2 separate regions of the Homo sapiens genome follow, and region 2 is linked to region 1. Evidence: chromatin loops called from intact Hi-C (ENCODE). Cell type or tissue: HCT116. All regions are shown on one strand. Links, peaks and the distances in the headings refer to the core of each region. The heading gives the core; the rest is flanking DNA. Region 1 overlaps UXS1 (UDP-glucuronate decarboxylase 1). Region 2 has its middle 56 kb from the start of CD8B2.

Region 1 (10,609 bases), core at 1,422-9,421:
AGTGAAAGTGGTGAAACTTACTATCATCTCATGTAACCCTCTTGCTGCTACTTGGGGTTCCTAGGAGCTCGTGCCGTGACCTGCGAACCCCTTAGTCCACCTGCTCAGTTGAGAATTCCACATCTCGAGGACAGCCTGGTGCCTTTTTAGCAACTGTGTTCAGAAACTCCTTCATGCTGTGAGATGAGAGCTGCTTTGTTTAGAGGAAACCATGAAAGCCTCCAAGAAGCAGCTTGATTTAGTGCCTCCTTGGCCACAGCCAGGGCTCCCAGTGTCCCCTAGCCTCCCCAAGAATGCATGCATTGTTGGCAGAGGTGATAACTCATGTGTTGTCTTCACACCGAGCAAGCTTTTGTGCCAGAGACAAAAGGGAGAAGATCTCTGGAGCCGTCCATGACTGCAGTTAATCGAGAACGTGGTGGGCTTCAGTCTCTGTAGGCAGCTTCTGGTGGCAGGAGGCAGAAGTCCCGAGGGAGGCCTTTCAGAATGTGTTTTGTTTCCTTTGTCACACAGAATTCTATTTCCCAGCAAGAATTTGATGAAGTCACTGACTTCATTCTTTTCTGTCCAATTGAGATATCATGCCTTGCTCTTGTCAGATGGCTCTGTGGAGCAGTCTAGGGAGAGACTCGCAGGCCTGCCTGAGCCAGCCTGTCTTTAGAAACACTCGGCTTACTGAGGAAGGGAAATAAGGAGGTGTGTCCACCTATTTCCTTTTCTGCTACATTTCCGACAAGTCACTTCTGAGGTGAAGACCTCTTTGAGGGTGGCCAGAAACAGCTCAGCGTCTCGTTCTCCCTTTCCAAGCTGGATGGGTATGATTGCTTACCTTGCAGCCGTGTTTTTGAGCAGATTCCTCATGCCTGTCTTAGCATCTCACTCGTTGCTGTACCAGATGCCTGTGATGAGGACTCAGGGAGTATGTCGCTGGGTTAAGTGCATCATACATCAAAGCTATATTTTAAGTGGAATCATGTTCAGCAAAGTTTGCATCTCAGATTAGAAAATAGATGAGTATGGTTCAGGTAGAGCTATTGTCCTAAGTTTATTTTCGAAGAGGCTTTGGTCCACAGTTCAGTTATGGCACTCACCTTCACAGGAGGGGTCATTCTGCTTTCCACCTTATGTGATTTATCCCAGGTTTGGATTTGCCCAGGACAGGTCAGATGTGGTAGAATTGGGGTTTGAATCCAGTGCTATATCATTTTAAAAGCCTTGCTATTCTTCCAAAGGGAAATTGTGGAAAAATCATACTTCTAAGACCAATTCAAAGCTGGTATGATGTTTAGCCTTTTTATTGATACTGTGGTATGTTAAGTGATTCTTACATTGGGCCTTCGTTTGTGGCGGAAAGCCATAGGATTTGTTAAACAGTTATTCAATGGTACTAAAGTATGGTGAGGAAGACTTTATTCAGGACCATCATGACAGGAATACGGATCACTGCAGTGGGATTTTTCGGGGGGGAAAGACTGGGATCAACTCCAAATACAGCACAGGCAAGCAGAATTTACAGCCAAGGAGCAGGGAGGAGGTGAGTGGATGGAAAATTATTAAGAGGAAGCATCAGAGGTAAGGCGGATTCTAGCTAAACCAACCTAACAGGATTCTTGCTGACAACAGGCCAGGGTGGTCGGACACACTCTAGGGGATATGGGGGGTGAGGAATGTCAGATGTCGAGGGTGATCAGATATCGAGGGTAAGGGTTTCTTGTGAAACTGACTTAGCAGGGTTCTTGTCAAAACTACATTTTACAAGGAAGTGCACAAATGGGCCTAGGAGAAGGTACTCGAGGCTGAACGAAGTTTGGCCAAGCAAAGAATCTTTGTTACATCTTAAACACATAAAGCACAGCGGCTGGGGACATTGCTAAGTGATCATGAGAGCTCCTCGCTGCCCCTCACCCCCGGCCGGTCCTCTCCCCTGTTGGTTACTCCTTGATCATCATGCTGCTTTGACCTGCACACAGCCCTTCGTTCCCCGGCCCCCAGTAGCAGCCTTGACTCTTGCACGAATCTCCTGGCATCTCTCCTGTTCTGTGAAATGAAGCCAGAGGGACCGAATCTCACACTGTCTTCTGTTAGAAGAACAATGAGAAGGCTGAGGGAGCTCTGCTGCCATCAGCTGTCCACACCAGATCCCTGTGATACTCATGCCCTGGATTTTGCTGCACACTCAATTTGTGCCAAGTCCCTGCAGGCCTTATCTTGAAGTGGGGGAGATGGAAGGCCTCAGACCATGCTGGGAGGGCTGTACACAGGGTCTGCAGTTGCATTCTAGAGCCCAGGGAAGACAGATATTTTGGATGGGGCATAATTGCATAGCATCTTCTCTCTTGCACACACACCCCTTTCTTTTACTTTACATTTTCACATTAGCGCACACAGTGAATATTTCACACATGAATTACAAATCCTCATGTTGCAAAGTACTGTGTTAGTGAAATAGGTAGGCTAATTTAAACCAAAGTACAGATGATGGATGTGATATGCTATAGAAACTGAAATCCAGCAGGACTCTTAAGGACATGAGGAAGGAAGTATTCCAGGCTGCCACTGACATTGCATCTTAGCCTAATGCACACACTGGAGCATACAAACTTTCAGGACTGTGTCAGCAAGGTCTGTGGGGGTATGCAGTGGGCGTCCCACGGGATCCACGCCTTTCCACTGCAGCCCAGGCAGAACAGCCTCCTCTTGTACTAGGGACTATTTCCTTGAGGCCCAGTTGGGCCTCAGGTGGGACCTCAGAGGGAGTGCTGCTGAGCACCTTTTGTCACCGTACCTGAAGGCAGCATAGCTTACCCGGTGACCGTGGTGCCTGCAGATGAACCTTGTGTCGGTGCTGGCTGGGTGGGGAGCTGCCCCTGGCGAGTCACGCAGGGAAATGCACCCACAGTCGTAACTCTCCTTCCAGTGCACTTATGAATGAGTCAACGGTGGGAAATACCCAGCAGACTGCAGGTTATTTTGGGAGCCTTTTGGACTTCCCAGGCTGCAGCCCTTTGGGATTAAGTGATATTCAAGCTGCTGAATGTCTCCACCACAAGTCCCTTGTTTGGTTGAGCAGGTACCTGGCGTGGTTCTTCACATCCTGACCCTGGCAGCCTAGTTAACCCATCCCGGTCGGGGGGCTTACCCAGCATGTATTGCCCTGGATTGTGTTCCTCCAGGGCTTGGGGTCAGCATGTTTCGGTGGAATGGAAAGCTGCCACTGTGCTCTTCCATGGCTCCTCTCTGAGAGACGGTGTGTGAGTGGACACCGCTGCTCTGATGAGTGAGCCTGGGCTTTAGATCAGACTGAAGACTGGCCTCGGCTGGCTTGTTGAAGGCCACTGCCGCTCTGGACAAAGGTGGGCTTTCTGTGAATGTGGCTGGAATGCACTAGCAGACTGGTGAGCCCACCATCACAGTGGCCCTGACTGAGTGTGGTGGGAAGGTGCAAAACAAGCAGCAGAGGTGCATCTGTGCGCTCAGCTTTGAGAGCAGAGCCCCGGATGCAGACAGAGGCAATGGGCAGGACAGCAGCACAGCCCCAAACCCACCTGTGGAGGAGCCTGTGACGCGGGAGTTGCCTAAATCCGATACTCACTACAGTGAGGTTGGAGAATGGCCTGGTGCCAGCCTGAGAGCCACAGTTTGAAAAAAGAAAAAAAAATCTACAGGTAGTTCTGAAATTATGAACACAATAGGGCAGGAAAAAGAATTCTGAACTTGGAGTCAAGATAAATTTCACTCTGCTGAATGCAGGTCACTCCAGCGCTTTGACCTTCCATTACCTCATCTCCAAAATAAGGTTGTAAAAAACAAAAAGAGTTACACCTACGGCACTGGTGTAGAGGGGAGTTTCCAGGCTGAGGGAGCTGGCAGTGGGTGGACCTCCTGTCCTACCAACTCAGGCCCACTGCTTCCTACCTTCCTCACATGTATCAGAAGTATCAGCCAGGCCAGAGAATCAGGTTCAGGCAGAACTGTCAAGGAATTCCCCTCTGCTTCCAAGAGGCCCATGCCCATCCTTCCTCAATGTTCCTTTACTGAGATTTGTTGCAGCTGTAGTTTCTGTGTTGACAGGAATCCCCATTCCTCAGTATCCCCAGCCTTTTCTCAGTGTAAGGCCTTCCCCCCAAGAACAGAACCTACATAGATAGAACTGATACACCTGTGGAATTGGCATATAAATGTTTATTAAGAAAACAGAGATAGCCTTTGAACCTGCTTTTTAAATAAATAAATAAGGCTTTCAGGGGGTTTGATGCATGTGCTTTTTTTTTTTTTTTTTGAGACGGAGTTTCACTCTTGTTGCCCAGGCTGGAGTGCAATGGCACGATCTCGGCTCACTGCAACCTCCGCCTCCCAGGTTCAAGCAATTCTCCTGCCTCAGCCTCCCTAGTAGCTGGGATTACAGGCGCCCACCACCACACCCAGCTAATTTTGTAATTTTAGCAGAGACAGGGTTTCTCCATGTTGGTCAGGCTGGTGTCGAACTCCCGACCTCCGGTGATCTGCCCATCTCGGCCTCCCAAGGTGCTGGGATTACAGGCTTGAGCCACCGCGCCAGGCCATGCGTGTGCTTTTCTTCTCCACCTGATCCTTCCCCTTTTCCTTCTCAGAGCTGGAGCGGGGAGCTCTGGGAAAGCCAGGCTGAGTGTCTGGTGCTGAGGGGGCTGGTGCTGTTCACAGAGCTGCTGGCAGGGGCTCTTTTTTGCTGTCAGGCGGGAAGAGACCCCAGGGTTGTTATAATCAAGCTTGTTCCCAAAGGCAGTCCCTTCTTCCCAGCTGCCTGCTTTCCACCACAGGGAGGTACACAAGCAAACAAAACCCCCGAGGGCACTCTTGTTCCTGTGATGCCGCGCTTAGGAGATCTCCCCAAGCACCTCTGTTGCCGTCTCCGCCTCAGTGAGTGGCGTGATCCGTGGCGCTCCGCAGGTCATTCAGCAGATGCTCATCCCATGCTGGTATCGCACCTCACATCGTGCTGGGCTCCAGCAGGGCAAAGGGGGTTCGGACACCAGTCCTTCTGGGGAGTTCACAGTTGGGGGCAGTTGGCAAAGGGCTTTCCCTGGGCAATGAGCCAGAGAAGCTTCTCCAGGAGGTGGCATCAGAGCTTGTCCCTAAAGGATGAGTAGCACTCTGCCAGGTGGAAAGTAGACAAGACGGTCTCAGCTGGCAGAGCAAAGAACACAAGCCAAGCTATGGAAGTGTGGAGCAAATGTGCAGTGGAAACAAAGGGGAATGTGACCCTCCTCCTGCCACCTCCGCATCACTTTCAGAGTCTCCTGCATGCCTCTCCACCTTGGCCTTATATTAGAATCTCCTGGGGAGCTAGCTGTAACAATACCAGGAGATGCCGGCCTCATCCCAAACAGTCTGTGAACCAGCCTGGGCGGCATCCCCAGCTCTGCTGTTGGGCAGTCAGTGTGAGGAACCCCAGTTAAATGCATGTATTAATGTTTGTGTGTAGATCTGTCACCTAGCTGGACTCTGAGGTCACAGCCCCCCAGAGCCTCACATGATGCCTGACACATCGTAAGACTCCAGCAGAAGCGAATTCCTTCAGGCACTGTCTTTTGAGGGAAAACTTTACACAGCTATACCAGGTGCACACTTTAGGTATTGCTGCCACCATCTCACTGTCAAGGCATGGTCTCGAAGTAGAGTGCGGGATGTGGTGCTAGATGCTTTGAGTCAGCATCACTGCCCCCTGGGATCAGTTTCAAGGTCGGACTGTGTCCCCTGGAGTTTCAAGGACACCTACGCAGGACGGGTGTGGTTTTATCAGGAGGCCTAACTGTTGGTTTCCTTCCAGGTATACGGATCCGGGTCTCAGACAAGGGCGTTCCAGTACGTCAGGTAAGACTGTCCTGCCCTGCCCCAGCCTTAGCAGTGCTTTGGAGCAGGGGTCATGCCAACTTGACAGACAGTTCAGTGTCTTGTATATGTTAACCATTTCCACAACGCTAACACTATATATTGATTAAAAATTTTTAATTTTATGATGGGAAAACTTGCTGTTCTCTGTTTAAAAGTTAAAATTTGCATTCATCTCCATGACTATCGTGACTCATGTGCTAATCTTTTACTGCCACCTAGCGGTGTGTGGGTGAAGTTGCCCAGCTCTGAGGGTGACTTGGGTGATTTCAGCGCAGGTGGAGTTAAGAGATGGCCTTTTGCATCCAGCAGACCTGTGAATGCCAGAATCTGACCCATTGCAAACATGGCTCGCGGGGTGGAGGAGATAGTCCTTGTGGAGGGCACAAGGTAGATAGTGTTCTTATGTTGAATTTCACGCTGAAACTAAATGCAGATAAAAATATATTTTTTGAATAGATTCACGTGGTGATTTTTATTGCTTTCTTGGCAGCCCTTATAAACCCACTGTTCTGTTGTTCCATTCCGTTGGTGATTAATTTTAGAAGGCAGTGTGGATTCTCAGAGTAGTTAGGATAGAAGCAGTTGTGTATGCCAAAGTGCATCCACCAGTATGTGGCTATTGTAAATTCTGTGAAAGTTTCTGGTATCCTGAATTGTTGTAAAACCCAGTTCTATATTTTGAACCCACATATTTTCACTCTTCATTGCAAATACCCCAGTATGCCTGTCAATCAGGAAGTGTTATTCCTGCTGTCTTAGGGCCATCCCAGGGGCACTAGGGTGAGATGGTGGCTGTTGTGCAGGTCGGGGCAGCCCCCAAGTCCCACCTCAGCCAAAGCAACCACATAAAATTGTACCTACCCAGGACCCTTAGGTAGGGGTCCTGGGTAGGAGTCCCGTGGAGAAATGGAACTGGTAGTAAAATAAAATTTTAAAAAGAAATCAAAATAACCACTGTAGATTTTTGCTGAAAGTATTTGTGAATTTCCATTTACTCCAAAAGAAAGCTGTGAGTAAACATTTACACAGCCAGTAGTTTTTTCCTCCCCACCCATTAATATCTTGCCTCAAGGGGCAAAAGCCCAGAAGTGTACTATAACCAACTTTGTGGCCCAAATAGGCATGCATATTCTAAAAAGCGATTTAACAGGGAAATGGCAGCTGCCCCCGCTTTGGGACTGTGTTCATTTCAAAGCACTTAACGTAGGCACTATGTCCCTGGAGGAAACTATCATGGCACACTTCTGTATGGGGACCAAATTGTGGGCCTCCCTTGGATTGAGTACCGTCTTTCCATAGTGACGCGTTCTTATCCCATCCTCCTCCACTCACCCAGCTGTGCCCTTTTCTGAGGGAGTCTTGCTGTCCTCGGTTATGTGTGCCTGCCTCGGGCTGCCTCACCAGTGGCGCCCAGGCTTCTCCAGCCCCCACACCACATGGAATATCAATGAGATGTTGTGCGGTAAAAGGAAACCAGTCAGGACCCATTCTTCTTTCTGCTCTCATTATCTCAAGGGCATTGTGTGCAAAATTCATTTAAAATAGCCTCAGAGACTTTTCTTTTTGCTAGGACTAAAATATTTTGAGCATTCAGTGATGCCTGTGCTATGTGCTGTCCCAGCTCAGGACAAAATGCACCCTGGCCCGCTCTGATGGCCTGGTCACTGTCCTGTGCCTGCTTTGATGGTCGTGGCTCATGCTCCTAGCTGCCATCACATGCATCGTCCTCTCCCACACCACTTGACTACTTGAAAAGAGGGCATGAGCAGTTTCCCTAGACACATGGTTGTTAACCCTTTTAGAAAACCCATTTCATAACACTTCAGTAGTATTTATTTACTCCCCACTCTGGTGATCCTCTCTGGTTTCACATTAGCAGAGTCTGAGATGATGAGGCTTCAGGGACTTTGCCATACTTGGGCAAGGGTTTCCTGACTTAAACTTTTTAGTTATTGAGGACTCAGATGAGTTCATTAACTGACCAAAGTTTTGATGTTTTTCACAAGCAATTTTTTAGGAACTGAGCGTCTTTTAGTAATGCACGATGTCTGGGTCCATATAGTTACTGTACTAAATTAACCATTCCCCAAACCCATGATTGCCTCGAAACAACAGTGCAGGGAGTCTGAGGTCTAGGTGGCCATCCGCATCGGCATTTTGGCATGACTCTGTTTAATATTCTCATGGCCGGTTTTGTCCTCATTTACATAACAAAGGCATGCTATATTTTTTAAAAGTCACTTTGTCAAAATGACACTTGTAAAGAGCTTCAGGTTAAAGAATGTGATCTATGCAATTTTGACCTTAAAAGTTGCCAGTTTGTCATGTAAAAGGCCCATGGCTCTCCCGTCTGCCCCACTGAGGATGACTGCCTGAGAGTCACCCTTCTTCCAACTCAGATAAACCCCACCCCCCAGTTTCAATATTAAATCATATTGTGGATGCAATGGAATGGCAGCTTTTAATGTCTTTTTATAAACCTGCACAGATGTATGTCATGAGTGCACTATTGTAATGTAGCAATACTGCCATAGTGATGAAGTGACTTTTTGCTAGTTTCTATAAAGGAGAAATCATCCAAGGTTAGCAGGGATTTGCATTTGTGCTTGATCCTTGAGAATAGAACATTTTAAGCATGTTCATATGAAATACGCATTTGTCGTAAAGGAAAACGCAGAAATATCTGATTTACGAAATACCCCAATAGGTTTTTTCAATTGAAAGCAAAACCTATCTGCGGTTTTCTTTTGGAAGTTTATCCTGACCCAGAGTGACCTGCTCCTCACTGGTAACGATGGAGGAGGAGAAGGAGAAGGGTCAGAGCTTTAAAAGTCTTCTAAGAATTGTAGCTCATGGAAAATTGGCGTAGAAAAAGTGCTTGTGCTTAGCAGTGAGGTGTCATTTTTACGAAGTAACTTTGTTTTAACAGAGCCACACTTTAAAGCTTCTGAAAATAAGAACCAAACCTTGGTAAGCGAAAGTTTGCTTACTTATCTTCACCTTCATGGCCTAGTTGATCACAATCCATTTGAAACATCCAAATATCCCTGACCGTTTCATACGAGGTGTTTTGGGGGGTGGCGACTTTAAGGTTGGGGGAGTAGGGAGTGACGTTTCTGTTTATTTCAACCCTCAGTATTGTTTGCCTTTATCTGTGATTTGCCAGTATGGGGATCACATACTGGAGTTCGTTCATTTCCGTGGATCTTGTTTTTAAAAGTAATCATGTGCTTTCGTACAGGTCAACTACTGGGTTCACATTAAACATGAATTTTCTTTGGAAACTTATGTAAACTCCATCTTTTTTGAGTGTATGCCTGTTTTAACTTATGCTTAGTTTTTAATTGTTAAAGGACTTCAGAAATGCAGTGGCGAACTCAGCCCCATCACTCAGCTTCCATCCTATTTAACTATCTCCACCACACCCAAAAAAAGCAAATCCCAGACATCAAATATATCATTTCATCCATAAATACTTTCGCATTGTAAACACCATCTTAGTTTGTAGGATTTTGTTTCGACATTCAATTTTCCATTTGGGTTTTTGTTTTCTCCTGGGGGTGGTAATTTTTCTTCTGGGAGGGCTTCTATGTGGTGCGTGGCACTAGCATATTCCAGCAGGCAGAGCCTCACCTGCCTCCCCTTTTTTTCCAGCGATCTAGTGAATGGCCTCGTGGCTCTCATGAACAGCAACGTCAGCAGCCCGGTCAACCTGGTGAGTGCTCCTCTCCCTCCACTCTGCAGGACAGCTCAGACTTTCGTTCATTTGTGAAACCATGAGCAGCACCAGGCTTTGCTTCATTTGCCATCGGCACACTTAGGACATTTGTGTTTGTTGCTTGCTAAATACTAGAGGAAAAACAAACAAACACAAAGTAAGAGTATACAAAGAAGTAAAACATCTGCAAGGCACGGGTGAGTGATGTAATCAGTCCCTCCACCTTCTGAAGGGCCTGGGTCTAAGATTGTGTGAAGCCTTTTGGTGGTAGTAGGTGGACGTGTGTGTGCATCTCGTTCTCTATTTAACAGGCGGGTCATCATTATAAGGCCTGATTGCATTTTTAGAAGATGGAGGTTGTTCAGAGGGAAAATTTTCCGGTTGCTGATGATGTCTGTCATTTAGCCGGACAGACCACCTTCATGGCTTCTCGCCTTCCCTGCATGCCTGCCCACAGCCCCAGAACCTCCCTGTTGGAGGGATCATCCAGCCTTGAGCAGTTTCAGTGCTGGTGAACTTGCTTCTGCTCAGAGAAATTCACCCTGTCTTTGGACAGTTCTGGCCGGCAGAAAGCTCTTCCTCATATTGGACCAGAAATCTCACTTTCTGCACACCTGTCCACTGACCTCACTTCTCCACCTGGGGCCATTCATGGCTAGTGTGATGCCTCTACAGTGTGGTAACTCTCCAAGGATTTGAAGGAGATGGTCCTACCCCCTAAGCTGCCTCCTCCTTGGTGCATCAGCCAAGGTCATGGTAGGACCTCTTACCCTTTCTGTCACTGAGTGATTTTCTGAGCAGTTTTGTTCCATCTCATTTAAAATGCAAGGTTTCCAATGTGGACTGTCCAGCATTCAAGATGTTCTGCTTCTGTTGATGGCAGTGGACACAAGAACCTCTTAGCTCACAGAGACCTCCCCCTTAACCCTACCTTGGGGTCATTTCAGGTGCTTCTCCCAAATTACCTCTCCTGGTTCCTACACAACACTCTAAAGTTCAGGGAACTCTAAAATGTTGGCC
Region 2 (10,609 bases), core at 885-8,884, 440 kb before region 1:
TTTAAGAAACAGCCAAACTTTTCCAAAGTGGCTTTACCAGTTACATTCTCACCGGCACATGAGGGAATGCCAGTTGCTCCCCAACCTTGCAACATTTGGTGTGGCCATTCTTGAACTTTAGTCATTCTAATAGGTATGGGGTGGTATTAATTCCTCAAAGAGCTAAAAGCAGAACTACCATTAAACCCAGCAATTCCATTACTGAGTACACACCCAGAGGAATATAAATCATTCTACCCTAAAGACATATGCATGCAAATGTTCATTGCAGCACTACTCACAATAGCAATAACATGGAATCAACCTAAATGCCCATCAATAACAGATTAGATAAAGAAAATATGGTACATATACCCCATTGAATACTATCCAGCCATTAAAAAAGAATGAGATCATGTCTTTTGCAGGAACATGGATGGAGCTGGAGGTCATTGTCCTTAGCAAACTAATGCAGGAACAGAAAACCAAATACCATATGCTCTCACTTATAAGTGGGAGCTAAATGATAAGAACTTAAGAGCACAAGTAAGGAAACAATAGAGACTAGGGTCTACTTGAGGGGGAAAGGTGGGACGAGGGAGAGGAGCAAAAAAGATAACTACTGGGTGCTGGGTTTAATGCCTGGATGATGAAATAATATGTACAACAAAACCCCATGACACATATTTAACTACGTAACAAACCTTCACATGTACCCCCAAACCTAAAATAAAAGTTAAAAAAAATGTGCATTTCCCTAATGATGTTTAGAATCTTTTCATGTGCTTGTCTCTCATCTCTTTTTCTTCTTTGGTAAAGTGTCTGCTGAAATCTCCCTATTTTTTGTTGGCTTGTTGTTTTCTTATCATTGAATGTTCAGAGTCTTCATTCATTCCACGAATACAGATAGTAGAACTTACTACACACCAGGCACTGTGCGCATCAAAGAAAAGGCAGACAAGATCTTTTTCCTCCAGGGTATGACATTCTAGGGAGCTAGTCTGCCATGGTGCTGGAAGACAATAGTGAGTCATGCTGTAGCAAACTGCATTTTTAAAAAATGGTCCCAGTATTATTTCTGATCTCAATGATGTCCCAGAGGATTGCCACTCATTATCACAAGATGGAGTCAACTTCCCTTCCCGTCTCCTGGGTGGCCATCTTTGGCTACCTTAATGAAGAGGCGCAGAAGTGACACCACAGGACTTTAGAGATTGGGTCACAGAAAGTGGTAGGGTTTCCACCTGGTGCATGCTCTCTCTCCCTCCCTCTCTCTCTCTGTCTCCAGACGATTGTCCTCAGAGCCCGTCTCCCATATCATGAGAACCTCAGGCCACGTAAAGAGGCCACAGGTCGGAGCCGGCAGCCCTGGCAAAGGTCCCAGCAGACAGCCTGCATCCATTACACAAGTGAGTGAGCTCTCCGTGTCTCCAGCCCGAGCCTTCGGACTGCCTTGGGAGGCTGAGCAGAGCCGAGAGGACGCTTCCCTGATGAGCCCTCCTCAAACTGCAGATTCATGAGTAAAATATATATTACTGCTGTTGAAGGTTGCTATGTTTGGGAATGATTTTTATGCAGCAACAGATGACCAAAACACCAGCCACAGCAAAAAATAGCATTGTTATATTTAATGAAAATAAAATGTTTGGTATTCTGAATAGCTTCTCCCACAATAGATGGGTATATTTATGTAACCACACACATATGTATTTAAATTTTAAAACGTGTGAAAACTATAAGTGAGTTCTCCTAATTTTATAAGCGTTTGCCTTAGAAACTTAAGATACATGTTTTGCAGCTAACAGTCCGAGAGTCTCAGAATTTCAAAGCTGAAAATGCTATTGGAGTTTATGGGCTCCAGTCCTCATTTTACAATCTAGAAACCGGAAGCCAGCAATCTTTCTGTTTATCTTGCATGACCTGGAAAATAAAGACACACATTCCTGCTTTGTCACTGTCATTATAACTTCTCTGTTTAGGATGAATTATACTAAATGTGGTAAGAAAATATCATTTCCTTCCTTATCTAAGAAAACACTTCTGTTTAAGAAGCTAAATTTGTCTCCAAAGTTATTAAAATTCCAACTTACTGCCCACTGACAGTCCTGAGGCTGGTGGTGAAGGCGGCAGGTGCCGGGTGGGCACTCGGTCTGGGTTTACATCCCAGCTATGCCACCTACTGCCTGTGTGACTTTGCTGGTTTCACTTCATCCTTTCTGGGCTTACGTTTCCTCATCTGTAAGATTAAGATAATAATATAGCATATAGGCCTCATAGGATTTTTTGAAGAAAATAAATGAAATACCCTATATCAAAGCACCAGAAACAGCTGATATTCAAAAAATGGCAGCAACTCTTCCGACTCTGCCACCCACTCTAACAGCTGCCCCTGGAATTCCATTCATGGGTCTTTCTTACTGAAAAGATAAAGTAATTCATCTTTTTTAGCTCTCTTATTTAGCTTTTCAAGAAGTACATGAAAATCAGTGTGAGCCATCCGAAAGGGTTTAGGCCTTATTGGGATGGGAAACAGGAGGCATTAGAGTGGTTTAAGCAGACAAGAGACATGTTCAGAAGCTGCCTTTATAAATGATTGCTTGGAATGCCGTGTGAAGACAGGACTGGGATGGGTGGCTGACTGACTAGAGGACCAGAAATCTGTGAGGAGGCTGTGCTCATAATTACGGTAAAGCATGTCAGTGGCCTCAGTTAGAGTAGTGGCAGTAAGGCATAAATAATAATAATTATTACTACAGCTGTTGTTTGTCGGCCATCTATGTGATTGCTGAAAGAGGACTCATCCAAGGAGATAGAAAAGCAGGAGAAAACTATATTGTTGCAGAAGCAGAGTGTGTTTTAACGAAAAAGTAGACAACAATATGGAATTCTTTTTTTTTTTTTTTTTTAGATAGTGTCTTGCTCTGTCACCCAGGCTGGAGTGCAGTGGTCCAATCATTGCTCACTGTGCAACCTCAAATTCCCAGGCTTAAATGATCGTCCTGCCTCAGCCTCCTGAGTAGCTGGGACCATGGGGCTACAGACGCATACCACCACACCTGGCTAATATTTTAATATTTTGTAGGGGTGGGGTTTCACTATATTGCCTAGCTGGTCTTGAACTCCTGGGATCCAGCAATCTTCGGCCTCTCAAAGTGCTGGGATCCTCTTGATCAACAAAGAGAGGCCTGGAATTGTAACCGCTTGCACTGATGCCCACTGGAAAGCTATCCTACCCTTTACCATATGGCCTGCACCCATCTGTTGATGGTTCTCAATCCCCTGTACAATAAACAGTGAGGTCAAGTGTGTGGGGTCTGTGAATAGTCCACAGAAGGAGAGGTCGTTCAATTCTTATTTAAACGGTGACATTTAATGATTACGGCGGTCAATTCTACTCCTTTCCACATCGCCAGGGTCTGCTTTCTTCACTGTGCGATGCTATAGCCATGTGAGTCATATCAGTGAAAGGAGACGGTGGCAGGCTCGGAATATGGATTAAACACTTGTTGCTAGTACTTGCTGTCAGCATCCTACTGGCTTTTAGCAGGAGCCTACTACAGAGGTGGTTACGTCCTGCAGAGGATGGCATAGCAAACCCTGTGACAACAGCATGGCTTCCCATGTCCCCTGTGTTTCCCACAGGGGGCGACACCAGCCATGCAGAGTGAAGATTGCACCAGGTGGGAGGTGCTCCTTGACGTCTCACCTGAGGACATTTGGGCATGATCCTCCTCTGAGTGTTGGGGGGCTCTGGCTCAGCGTCTGCATTTGCAAGCACTGAAAGTTTACTGAAGAACCAGCTTTCTACAAGCATCCCCCAAAGGTCAAGCCTCCAGACCTATGGAGAACCACTCTGGAGGATGCCTTCAACAGTCAACACCCAAAAAAACCTCCAGGAGGTGAGATGACTCCTGAAGGTCCCCTCCCGGACTTTTACTGCCATTCAGAGAGCCGACAGAAACAGCCCACTCCCACCCTCTGCCTTCTCCCAGTTCACACCAGGCTCCCTCACTTCTCCAACGCAGGATCCAGAATCTCTGAATTGGATGAGGCCTCAAAGACCGTCCAGCCTAGTCCCTTATTTCGCAAATGAGGTTGTGGAGACATCAGAAGCTGAAGTGGCTTGCTTCGGGTCATGAGTAAGAAAGTGGATTCGACTGGACAGTGTCTGGAAAGGTAGCCTGGAAGGGCTGTGTCTGTCCTCCAGAGGAAGCTGAGAGGAGGCCAGACCCCAACAGCCCAGCTGGGAGTCCGTCCCCTTCCAACCTGGGCCTAAGCCTCAGGAGTGAGTTGAACGGCTCTCCCCGCATGAGAAGACACATAAACTACCCACTAGTATGGTCAGAGTTGTGATCTGTGAAACTGGGCTAAAAACAGCAAGCTACATTTAGTCATTAAGACGTTTATTTCTGCAACTGCTTCCCACATTCCAAATCTATTCAAAAACCTATTCAAATAACTAAAAACTTGTTGGTAACTTTTTTACAACTCCCATGCAGCTTCAGGATGGCCTCGCTAGACACGCATGCAGTCTGAGCACCTGTTCAACCATACTCCACCAAGTCCTGCAATTATTGATGATAAGCCTGCACACAGGCCACCCACGTGCTCTTGACCAAAGCGGATCAGGCAGTCCCAGTCCCTTGCTAGGCATCCATGGGGAAATGTGAAAACAGTTCACAAGATCTGGGTCTGGAAGAAAAATAGGACTTTCATGAGTAGAGAAGAACAATCGAATCAGATGCAAAAGATGGGCAATGTACATCACAAAACTTTCAGTGTATAAGCACAAATCCACAGAAATCCATCCAAGTTCATGGAACCTGTGAAACTCATAGAAAGCTTGAAATATAAACTGTCCAACTAAGACAGCCCTAGCTCCAGTCAATAAGAGTAATTTCACTGGGTTCTCCATGGTCCAGGGCTACTGGAATTCAGAAGATCCTGATATTTACATCATGGATTGACAGGCTTTGGATATTTTGTTTCTTTTTACTTTTATATTCTTTATTTTGTTTAATTAATTTATTTATATTGAGACAGAGTCTCGCCCTGTTACCCAGGCTGGAGTGCAGTGGTGCAGTCTTGGCTTTGGATATTTTGTTTCTTTTTACTTTTATATTCTTTATTTTGTTTAATTAATTTATTTATATTGAGACAGAGTCTCGCCCTGTTACCCAGGCTGGAGTGCAGTAGTGCAGTCATGGCCCACGGCAGCCTCAACTTCCGGGTTCAAGCAATCCTCCAATCCTCAGCCTCCCAAGTAGCTGGGACCATAGGTGGGTGCCACCACGACCGGCTAATTTTATTTTATTTTTTTGTAAAGAGGGGTTCTTATTATATTGCCCAGGCTGGTCTCGAACTGCTGGGTTCAAACGATCTTCCCAGGAGGCCTCAGCCTCCCAAAGTACTGGGATTACAAGCGTGAGCCACTCCGCCAAGCCTGATATTTTATTTGAAAATACCTAAGCCTCACTTGCAGGACTTTGTAGCTGCAGGTAAGGCAGTTCCCGGCGGTCGGGATACAAAGAGAAACATGAGAAGCCCGGGTCCTTCCGCATTGAAGTTACTTCTTCTCAGGAGAGAACTTCCAACTTTCTTTACACTGTTAACAGAGCCTATAACGAGTGGCAATCATGACTAAATACTTGTTCCTTGGGCTCAAAAACAGGGTACATTAACGCGAACCTCCCGGACCTGTGCGGCATGGCCGAGCGCTCCTCTTTCTTTATGCAGTTCTGCGCTGGAACACACGGGGGCAGCAGAGTCTAGCCTGACCCCGAGCAACGTACGGAAATGTTAGGGGCACTGCTCAGTTGATAAGCCGGGGCTGGATGATGGGCGCACATGTATTCACTTATACACACATACGTACATATACATATGTAAAATGTATATACTTTTATATTTATTTATACTTCATATATAGTATGTATTTCATATATATTTCATATATAGTATGTTTCATATATATTTCATATATAATATATATTTCATATATAATATATACTTCATATATAATATATACCTATATATTTATATAACCTATTTTATACATTACATAATATATATCCTTCATGGGGAAGGATTTCTTTACATCCTTCTGGTCTACCCAAAGTTGTCTTTAATAGGCATGTATTTGTTAAATAATCAGGAAAAAAAAAGAATTAACTTGAAAGTGGAAGAAAATGCACATTAATGAAAATCCAGGATATATATTGAGAGTTTTTCCTCACAAAAATATATTTCAGTTTACAAAATAATTAGTAATATAAGGACTCTAAGTAACAATCTCTATTCATGACTGTATTAGTCAAATGCCTTTGAGCACCTCATATGTGTATAAGTCACTCTTTTAGTTTCCAAAGATGGCAAGAGAAGTCAGATCTAGTTACTGCCCGCAGTGAGCCCACAGCTGACCAGCCGTGAACCCCAGATAATGACTGTTATATCAGAGGGATGCGCAAAATGCTGTGCAGACAACAGAGACGGAGACCGTGAACTCTACAAGGGCTGAAGTCCCTGAGGATCTACAGAGGAGGGGAGGCTGAAGGTTTGTCTTCAAAGGTTAAGTAAGAATTGACCAGTTAAAGTGGCAAGTGGCGTATCAGACAGGGAACAGTCAAGACAAAGTTTATGGAGAGTTGGAAGAAGGAAAAGTTGGCTGGAGGTAGAGTGAAGGCTGAGCCATGGGGAACGGTGGTCCCGCCAGAGAGTGAACAGCCTTGACCTCTAGCTTACACTGCAATGGGATGGCTGGCAGAGGCTGTAGTTGAAGCCATGCCTGGGCTCTGGATACAGCTCTGCCAAGATAGGGCAGATTCGTGGTGGAGTTGGAAGGATAGAAGGGATGAAATATGTTGGTAGGTTCTCTATTCCAGTGACTTTCCAACTTTTTAAACTGCAACCTGCAATAAAGAATGCCTTTCACAATGCCACTCAATATACAGAAATATACATGCATGTGTGGTGGACATTCATATAATGCAAACATACATACAATATGTAATGCACTCCCACCTTGTATGGTCTCTATTTCATTAATAGAGAGAGATTTCATAATCCACTAACAGGTCGCATCTTACGGTTTGAAAAATGCATTCTAAAATGGTTTCTCAACCTCATACCTTTGACGTTTTGGGCCAGGTGATTGCTGGTTGTGGGAGCTGTCCTGTTCATTGCACAATGTTTAGCAACATATCCGCTAGATGCCACTAGCATCCCCTTCCCAAGTTCTGACAGCCAATAATGTGCCTGGACATTGTCAAATGTGCCCTGGGGTGCAAAACTGCCCCTTGGTTGAATACCACTGCCCTAACCAAAGGGAAATAATCTGGTTTTGGGGGAAGAGGACGTTTGACCTCACATTCAGGAGTGAGTGGCCCTACTTCCATAGGGGGTCACTAACCACCAACAAGAGAGAAGAAACTGACCAATTTTGAGCATGAATGACGGAGAGGGATCTAGAGTTAGTGGGAGGTCCTAGTGATACACAGATACAAACAGGCATGCTGCAGACCTTGTCACACAGCCAGCGTGCCACCGTGGCCTACCTCAAACCACACCTGCCTGCCTTCCTCTGCCCCAGCCCACCAAGCCTGCCCACCACAGGGCCCTTGCACATCCAGCTCTCTGCAAAACTCTTCATTCCCTCTCCTCCTGCTGGGCTCCTGTGGACCATTGAGTCTCTTAAAGGTCATTTTCCCCAAAAGGCTGTCTCCACTCCCCCAGCCGAATGAAGCTCCCCTGATATGCCTTCAAGACACCCGCTAGTTGTCACTTTGAATACTTACTGCAAAAGGTAGTTATAAGAGTATTTGGGGCCGGGCACAGTGGCTTGCGCCTGTAATCCCAGCACTTTGGGAGGCCGAGGCAGGTGGTTCACAAGGTCAGGAGTTCGATACCAGCCTGGCCAAGATGGTGAAACCCCATCTCTACAAAAAATAGAAAAATTAGCCTGGCGTGGTGGTAGGCGCCTGTAATCCCAACTACTCAGGAGGCTGAGGCAGGAGAATCACTGGAACCCAGGAGGCAGAGGTTGCAGTGAGCTGAGATTGCGTCACTGCACTCTAGCCTGGGTGACAGAACAAGACTCCATCTCAAAAAAAAAAAAGGAGTATTTGGATGATTATTTGCTTGATTTACTTTTTCCCCCTCAAGACTGTGAAAGTCCTGAAAGCAGGGGGTTTGCCTGCTTGGCTCACCCAGAACAACAAGCCGACTTGCTAAATGAGGGAGTGGTACTGCCAGTTGACTTCATTCTTGGTCCTATTTTTATCTGTTTTGAGATTGACATTAATGCGCCTTTGGTGGGCTGGTCTCCTAGGGCTAATTGTCATTTCTTTGCAGTAAGAAATGTTGAAAAGCTTTTTAAATAAAATAATGAAAATACGAATTTCTCACAAAGGCTGAGTTTCTAATAACATAATTATTCCAACACTCATCTTGAGACCACATAATTAAGAAACAGTAATACTTGGATATTTTTTTTAATTTGAGAGGTCTACATAAACGATTCTCTGCATGATTCTTTCTTTGATCATTGAAGCTGTCATTTTCTTTTTTCATTCTTAGGAAATCATTCCACATAACAAAATTGAATTTCTTTCAAGCCATAAAATTATTGGAATATAACATCCACCCTAACTTCATCTACATAACATGAAGTATATAATTTCCACTCAAAATTAATTCTCAATGTAAACAAGAATAACAATAAACCAAAATTCACTTATGTTTACTATGAAATAGATTTAACGATCAGGAAGTCCCATGACAAAAAAGGGAGATTCAGTGACGGGAACAGTGATTAAGTTAGCCAAGATGCTCAGCAGTAGGAGAATACACTTTTTTTTCCCACTTGGCAAAGCTTAAATAATTTTTTAAGTGTCAGATTCTGTTCTTATTTTATCAGCCAAAGGAGGCTTGGTTTCCAAGCCGTGTATCCGTCAAGAAATTGGAATTCAAGCAAACACATATTTTGAAGTTTGATGCATTGAAGCCAAACACTGTAGAGACAATGATAAATATGATATGGTCCATCTTAAAAATGTTTTTGGTGTTTGTGTGAAACATCCTGTAAGCTGGAATTAAGCAGCAAAGAGCAATGATGCCCAGAAGCTGCAGCCCCGTGTGGCCCCCTAATTCCACAGTAAGACCCCTTATTTGTCTTCAGAATAAAAGATGAGCACACCGCACACATGGTATTGTGTCCCAAGTACATCAACTTTCCATGTTTTGGCGTGGAAACAAGAAACATCTTTACTTCAATTCCATAAAGTAGTTCTCTAAATTTTAGAAATATAAATATGTTTGCCTTTTGGGACCAATATATATATTTCCCCTTGAACTCACTTATTCATCCATTTATTTCACAAATTTATAAGGAGCTTGCCCTGTGCTAGGTGCTGTGATACCTGCTGGAGACACAGTGGTGAAGAGACACAGGAGGTCTCAGCACACAGGTGAGACCCACACATGGGCCCCGAGTGCTGTGGGGGCACCAGGCACTCTGCTAAGTGCTTCATGTGCCTCACTCATCAACACAGCAACTCCATGGGGCAGGCACTGCCCTGGCCCTGAAATGAGTGAGGCCAAGGTGTGTAAGTGAACACGTGTTCACTTGCGCTGTGACCAGGTAGAGTCAGAAGTTCAGCCAGCACACACCAGCTGCAAGAACCCGGCTCTGAAGTCCTCATGTGTCACTAGTTCATGAGCTACTGATCACACACATGCAGTCACACAGATAAACAGTCACACCGTGCACAAGCTCTGGGAGGGGGACACACTGCATATGAGACTGTTTCAGATGGCAGTGCCCGGCCTGATGAGGAAGGGCAAGGAAGGCCCCCAGGGGAAGCCTTGAGGCAGTGTGGAAGGGTGGGTGGGTGGAGAGCATAATATGAAGAGGGAGGGGTCCAAGCTCAGCACAGATGCCAAGAGCCAGACCTTTGAAAATATGTGGCCAAGACCCAGGAGTGCCTGGACACACGGAAGCCAGCTATTACCAGAGATAGTGACATGCAGGTGAACATCTGGGGAGTAGGAGGTGGGGAAGGGTGTTACAGACAGGAATTCCTACTCAGGACACTGCTCGGCTCTAGATAGCGCAAAGGTGAATTTTCCAAGGTAAATGCACTTTGTGAGATCTCAAGTGCCACACAGATTCACAGTCACCCTTATTACAACATGGGGAAATTTTAATCACTGCTAATAGTAGATGCTCAAGTCCTAAGATCTTATGAAACAAGCCAAGAAAGCTACTTCTGATCAATTTTAAGAACAAGTAAAGAGAAAAGCAGGCCATTTGTGTACCGTTTCAAGCAAAAAGCAACAAGATGAATATTCTTCATGTATACATAGCCTACATAGGCTGAAGGCTCCATCTCAAAATTCCCCTTCACAGCCTAAACCTTCCTCAGCCCCTGAGTTGACCACCCTGCCTATACCGTATTTTCCCGTTTCTCAAATCACTGGCAAGTGTTATTTGGGAATTGAGTCATATTGGCTAGTTTTGTGCCACCATGAGGAAGCTTGCAAGGTCTTTGGTAGTCAAGCTGATGACTTACGCTTCCCTAGACCAGCAGCTTTGTCTGGGCACACCCAGATGCGTGCAAACACTTTGAGCACT

The links. A loop is a pair of places that touch in the nucleus more often than their neighbours do. Peaks named below come from ENCODE experiments on the same cell type or tissue, not always from the same donor. Only the 100,000 strongest peaks of a DNase experiment are listed, where the experiment ranks them.
Region 2: a loop joins it to region 1, with 12 times the contacts of the local background. A loop is called at or near these places in 83 of 110 quality-filtered maps.

What each region holds. Positions count from the first base shown.
Region 1 is chr2:106,100,035-106,110,643 of GRCh38, reverse strand. It overlaps UXS1 (UDP-glucuronate decarboxylase 1), which reads left to right. Exons shown (of 15, transcript NM_001253875.2): 11 at 5,807-5,850; 12 at 9,526-9,586. Among named protein-coding and RNA genes, the nearest start is that of ECRG4, 40 kb to the right of the region's middle. In HCT116, for the core only: CTCF peaks have their summits at 2,149 (motif pointing left) and 6,100 (motif pointing left); a DNase peak (open chromatin) is centred at 6,113.
Region 2 is chr2:106,538,054-106,548,662 of GRCh38, reverse strand. It overlaps a transcript of CD8B2 not described here. Among named protein-coding and RNA genes, the nearest start is that of CD8B2, 56 kb to the right of the region's middle. In HCT116, for the core only: CTCF peaks have their summits at 3,629 and 5,729; a DNase peak (open chromatin) is centred at 5,702; H3K4me3 peaks cover 645 bases; H3K27ac peaks cover 390 bases.